2 separate regions of the Homo sapiens genome follow, and region 1 is linked to region 2. A link is a loop called in an ENCODE intact Hi-C map of the cell type or tissue named here. Cell type or tissue: B cell. All regions are shown on one strand. Links, peaks and the distances in the headings refer to the core of each region. The heading gives the core; the rest is flanking DNA. Region 1 overlaps GRAP2 (GRB2 related adaptor protein 2). Region 2 overlaps ENTHD1 (ENTH domain containing 1).

The links. A loop is a pair of places that touch in the nucleus more often than their neighbours do. Peaks named below come from ENCODE experiments on the same cell type or tissue, not always from the same donor. Only the 100,000 strongest peaks of a DNase experiment are listed, where the experiment ranks them.
Region 1: a loop joins it to region 2, with 2.0 times the contacts of the local background. A loop is called at or near these places in 3 of 110 quality-filtered maps.

The regions. Positions count from the first base shown.
Region 1 is chr22:39,931,934-39,934,855 of GRCh38, forward strand. The region is part of intron 1 of GRAP2 (GRB2 related adaptor protein 2); the gene reads left to right. Among named protein-coding and RNA genes, the nearest start is that of TMA7B, 27 kb to the right of the region's middle. RefSeq lists an enhancer at 979-1,643. In B cell, for the core only: CTCF peaks have their summits at 1,099 and 1,299; DNase peaks (open chromatin) are centred at 1,078 and 1,998; H3K4me3 peaks cover 464 bases; H3K27ac peaks cover 1,947 bases.
Region 2 is chr22:39,837,822-39,840,743 of GRCh38, forward strand. The region is part of intron 3 of ENTHD1 (ENTH domain containing 1); the gene reads right to left. Among named protein-coding and RNA genes, the nearest start is that of ENTHD1, 54 kb to the right of the region's middle. RefSeq lists an enhancer at 1,489-1,538. In B cell, for the core only: no CTCF peak of the experiment used is centred there; a DNase peak (open chromatin) is centred at 1,590; H3K4me3 peaks cover 1,069 bases; H3K27ac peaks cover 604 bases.

The DNA.
Region 1 (2,922 bases), core at 134-2,633, 94 kb after region 2:
AACAGAAGGTACAACATTTTGTGGCTCACAGGATATATGAGTGAGATTATATACTTCTATTCCAAACCACAACCTTCACTAGAACATCTAAAGGCTTCATTCTAGAACCTTCATACTGCTTATCCCAAAGGCTAGCCCACTCCCCGGTTTTCATGTAAGAAATCTTGTGGGACAGGCGTTGCATGAGGTGAGGGGCAGCAGGGAAATTCGAGATGAAAGGGTGAAAAGATCAAACGAGTCCTTGCTATTCTTCTTAACAATGCTTCAGTCCACCACTTTGAGATTTCTGTGGAGAAAGTAAAGATTTGGGATATACATATACTAAAACAACTATTGGTTGCTTATCTGAAAATTAACTTTAGCTGGGCATTCTGTATTTTATCTGACAACCCTACTTGGTGAGGTGTACATTTTCTTATTCATACTTCCTGCGAGCCACAACATGTCTTAATAGTTGTTAGCTATTAAGGACTATGCATAAAAGTGACAATAGCTGGCTGGGCACAGTGGCTCATGCCTTTAATCCCAGCACTTTGGGAGGCTGAGGCAGGAGGATCACTTGAGGCCAGGAGTTCAAGATCAGCCTGAGCAACATAGGGAGACCCCTGTCTCTACAAAAAAAAAAAAAAAAAAAAAAAGCTGGATGTGGTGGCATGCACCTGTAGTCCCAGCTATTTGGGAGGCTGAGACAGGAGAATCACTTGAACCTGGGAGTTGGAGGCTGCAGTGAGCCCTGATTGCCTCACTGCACTCCAGCCTGGGCCACAGAATGATACCTGTCTCAAAAAAAAAAAAAAAAAGTAGCAATAGCTAACAACTATTGAATTATTGAGTGCCTACTATGTGCCAGACACCATACTAAGTGGATTAGATGGATATTCCACATATTCTTCCCAAGAACATTATGAGGCAGGCACTATTATCATCCCTGTTTTTAAAATGAGGAAACTGAGGCTCAGAGATGTTAAATAACTTGCTAAGGGTCACTCAGAAAACTAGTAGTAGAGAAGGGTTTGAATGCTGGCAGCCTGACTCCAAGGCTCATGTGCTTGCCTACCTTACCCAGATGGCGGCAGCACTGAGCAAGGGGTAGATAACTTCAAGTCCCCTGGAAGAATAAGAGAAAGTGAGACCATGGGGTATGAGGGGGGCAGGCCCTGAGTAAAGCTTTAAAGGAGCAGTTGAAATTAGACCCGGTGCCTTTGTTTAAGTAAGAAGAATGTGCTAGTTCTAAACAGATGCAGCCCCATACTGGGACTCACAGCTTGATGAGAAGCGCACTGGATGCATTTCAGCCCTTACTGCAACCTCAGCCTGAGGCCTTTATGCAGTGAGCAACCTGCACAACCATACATAGCAATGTGAGTTTGATGGGAGAAGGAAGACCAGTGCAGAGACAAGGATGTCGATGGAGTGCTTAGAGAACAAAGGGAAGCTATTTACTAAAGCATGTTTGCATGGTGCAGGTGATTTTCTAAAGTTAATTTTGACAGACAGGATGGGGAAAGATTGTTGAAGGCCTGAAATGACAAGAGAGACTTGAGTGGATCTGGGAGGTCATGTGACAAACATGACATTAACAAATTCTAAATGGAAAAAATGACCCTCAGAAAGTTGTGTGTCAAGGCCGGGTATGGTGGCTCACGTCTGTAATTCCAGCACTTTCGGAGGCCAAGGCAGGTGGATCATTAGAGGTCAGGAATTCAAGATGAGCCTGGCCAACATGGTGAAACTCCATCTCTAGTAAAAATACAAAAATTAGCCAGGCGTGGTGGCGGGCACCTGTAATCCCAGCTCCTCAGGAGGCTGAGGCAGGAGAATCTCTTGAGCCTGGGAGGCGAATGTTTCAGTGAGCCAAGATTGCGCCACTGCACTCCAACCTGAGCAACAGAGCGAGACCCTGTCTCGAAAAAAAAAAAAAGAAAAGAAAGAAAGTTGTGTGTCAAAAGCTTCAACACACAGGGGCCTTTGCTCTGTCAAGCAAGGAGAATAGGGTGGAGGAGGAACAGGAACACAGTAGCTAAGGTGACAGCTGCCTCACAAAAGGAAAGTCTATGGCTTGCAAAAGAGGTCGAGGAAAGCGGAAAAGCAATTGCCGAAGAGGGACAGTAAGTGAAAAGATGAGTTTCTTCCACTTGGCATCTCCCCAAATATGGCCCTGAAGGAAGAGTTGACCCTGTTACGGTTTCTTTCTTTTTCCTGTGGGGTTATTAGAGTGACATATAAGAAAAGGGCCACAGGCACGGCACAGCTTGATTTCAGCCAGGCTTTGCATGACACCCTACAGAGCAGAATGAGGACAGATAGGCTGAAGGATAACTACTTAACTGGGTAGGTTTCAAGTTGATACTCAGAGTGTTGATTAAAGGGTGGTCAATGACAACCTGGAGGAGGTCTTTAGGTAAAGAAACTGAGTTCAAAGATAACCAACTTGCATGAATGAAGGAGCCAGGATTTGAACCCAGCCCTACCTGATTCAAAAGTCCATTTTCCATTTATTATAAAACAAAAACCAAAAAGGCATGAAGTTCACTTATGAAAGAAGAGTTGAAAGATATAACCAGAGGGTTAGGAGTACAAATCCATGCCCGAATGAATTGTGATAGGCTGAGAAATTGGCCAAAGGGGGAGAACAAAAACACAGTGAAAGTCAGAAAGGTTAAATGTGAAGCCCTGCATTTTGGTTTCAAGAAACCCGTTGCAGAGGTGGAGAGGTCCAGCTTGACCATCTTCATGTTGGGAAGCACCCGGGCTTTTGTTGTAGTTATTGTTGCTTAATTCCCAAACAGCAGCGGGGTGTGGGGGCACACGATTGTAGCCCCAGCTACTCGGGAAGCTGAGGCAGGAGGATGCCTAAAGCCCCGGAGGTCAAGGCTACAGTGACCCATGATCACGCCACTGCACTCCAGCCTGGGCAACAGA
Region 2 (2,922 bases), core at 187-2,686:
TGAGGCTGCATGCCTTTGCCATCCATCTTAGGAAAGGATTCAGGAGTGTGAAGACAATCAGGACAACATCTGTTTATACATTTATTTGAATAAAGTAAGACATTTTCTGAAGGAAACTTTAAATCTGATTTGGCTAGTTGTCTTAACAATGAGAGTTGGCTTTACCAACCTAGATTATATGGTAAATATTTTCCAAAAATTGAATGAACCAAATCTGAGGTTCTGTAGAGTTGATGAAAGTATATTTACAGCATATGATACAATAAAATTATTTTCTCAAAAAATTGTATTGACAGATATACTGCAATTAATATTTTAATTTTTCTCACACTTTCTGAGTATATTCGGTTAAATTAAAGTATAACAGGTTTAATTAATAGTTATTTAATAAATTTTAGTATGAATTTTTTTGGTATTCTTCCCAGAAATTGAGAAAGTAAATTACTCCTTATGACTGTTTAACAAGTCTTTTTCTAAGTAGGGTGTTTCTAATTCTTTGCTTTTAGCAACACTGAAAAATGACTTCATCAAGTTAACAGTCAACAAGAGATAAAAATATATTTTATAATAAATCACTATATAATTTCCAGCATATTACTTGGAAGAAATTCATAGAATTGACTGACACTATTATAATAAAGCACCTTCTTGTCCCATCTATGATTTAGGTGAACAAGTTTTCTCAGCATTTATCTTTATACAAATATAAATAAAATAGAGGCAGGATTTCTGCTGAGCCCTGCTTGTAGCTAGCAATCAGTCACACTCCTATGTGGGCAAACGAGCAGTTCCAATTATCTCATAAAACCATATATTTCTAATAAAATTATATTTAACAAATATTCATACAAATTTATAATGCATTTATGTGGTTTTGATTGACTGCATACTAACAATAATTGTAATAAGTCAATCTAGAAGAAATATTAAAACCTTTGGTCAGAGAAAATTTAGAAAAATAATTTCAATTTTATATCTATTTGATGTAGAGAAGATTTCCAAGCATAAAAATATTTTATATTAGAATAAAATTCTGCAAGAAATGTAGAATAAACATATGACTTCAGAGAGAAAAGGGAATAATGTAAAATTTCTAACAGTTAAGGACTTCATGTATTTTTTTTTAAATGAATGACTACAGTTATCAATCACAATGGTATTTAGATTCCCTTAGATACATTTAAAAGATGGATATAACTTAACAGTTTGCTTGTTTTTTCTTTTCTTTTGTCCTTAATGTCAATATTTACAACGTGCCAGAATTATATCCTTTGCAGTTATTTATACTTATAAAACTTCATATATCAACTCAAAAATGTGTGAGGAGGTACATAGTGTTTCAAAATCATTTTAGGGGTTATGCAAAACAAAAAAAAATACTGAAAAGCGGTAATATAAGGCACAGTCTTTACCTTCTAGAAGTTTATAGCCTGACTAGGTATATAAGTCTAACATACAGACTTACAGGAAACAGAGAACAATTATATGCTAAACGTTCTTGAATTAATTAATTTTAGGAACAGATACTCTAAGGAGGAAAACAACAATGTGCACCAGAGTAATCAAAAACAACCACAAAGAGGAAGTAAAATTTGAACAAGGCTTTGAAGGACGGCTAGGATTCCAATAAGGGTAGAGGCAAAGATAAATTACTCCGAGCAGAAGGACCTACGTGGGCAAAGGGAGAAAGTATGGTAGATGCCAGAGATACTGAAGAAATAAGAATCTTTCATTTATGGTTGTAACTTTTCATTTTGTTTTAACTTCACATAAAAGTGAATAATTAAAATGAGCTTATTTGGGGCTTGGAGATTTTGTAGCTAATATTGGCAAAGAGTGGTGACTTGGGGCTTAGATCATCTATCTACTTTCACTGGATTTAATCAACTACATTATCACTTGCTCGGCATTCAGCAACTAAATTATCTTGGAAATCATATGGTCTTAGGTTTTAGACATTACAGAAGTAGATTAGTAAAAATGTCAGATGGTCAATTTTGAAGTAAATTTTGAGAGAAACTGAAGAATAGCAAGAAATGTGAAAGAAAAAATATCTTGCATGTTGGAGATGCATTTTGGCCTAGAATAGCCTAAATGTAGTAAACCTATCTTATGAGGCAAGAAAGAAAGCAATTAGAATATAGTGGGTCTATGGAAACTCATTAAATTTTTCTTTCAGTATCAGATAGCATAACACTGGAAGTGAGGTGTGCTTAATTAGATTTGGTAATTACACAACATTTATTTCTGGATTTTCACAAGCAAGTAGGAGAGAACATACATTTAGTTCCTTATAGTTCCTTAGTGGAAATGAGATCCCTTTGGTCTTGTAAGCTACTTATCAATTGACACTGTGAAGTCACAAGCCAGTGAAGACTAGTATGTGAATGAGAAACCTCAGAGGAAAAAGTAATGATGCTGCAGGAAATGAAGCCATTGAGTCATTCAAAGATGAGTGCTTCGATACCAAGGTTGTAAGTACTTTGTGGAAACTATCTAGAAAGAAGCTGTACATCCCACTGAGCCCGCACCACTCAGATAATACCACAAAGCAGAACTTGTGAACCCTCCGATATTTCTTAGATGAGATATCAAACTGACGTTCAAATTATCAGGCATTAGCAATGCACCATACATTTTGGAAATGCAACGCTCCATAAGTTGAACAGATTTCCAAATTGTTCCATTTATTATTTAGCATATAATAACCATGTCCTTTTAGGTGTAATGTAAGTGAATTAAATAATTTGCTTAAAAAATTAATTTTTAGTAACAGACAGATATATTGCATTATAGAAAATATTCAGTGGGCTAAGGAAGAGCTAGTAAGATCTAAAAGTCAAGTCTCATGGTGCTTAAATTTATATCTAACTTTTACAGAATTGTGAATTTGGAACCTTGACTCCAATTTCGTTGTTTTGG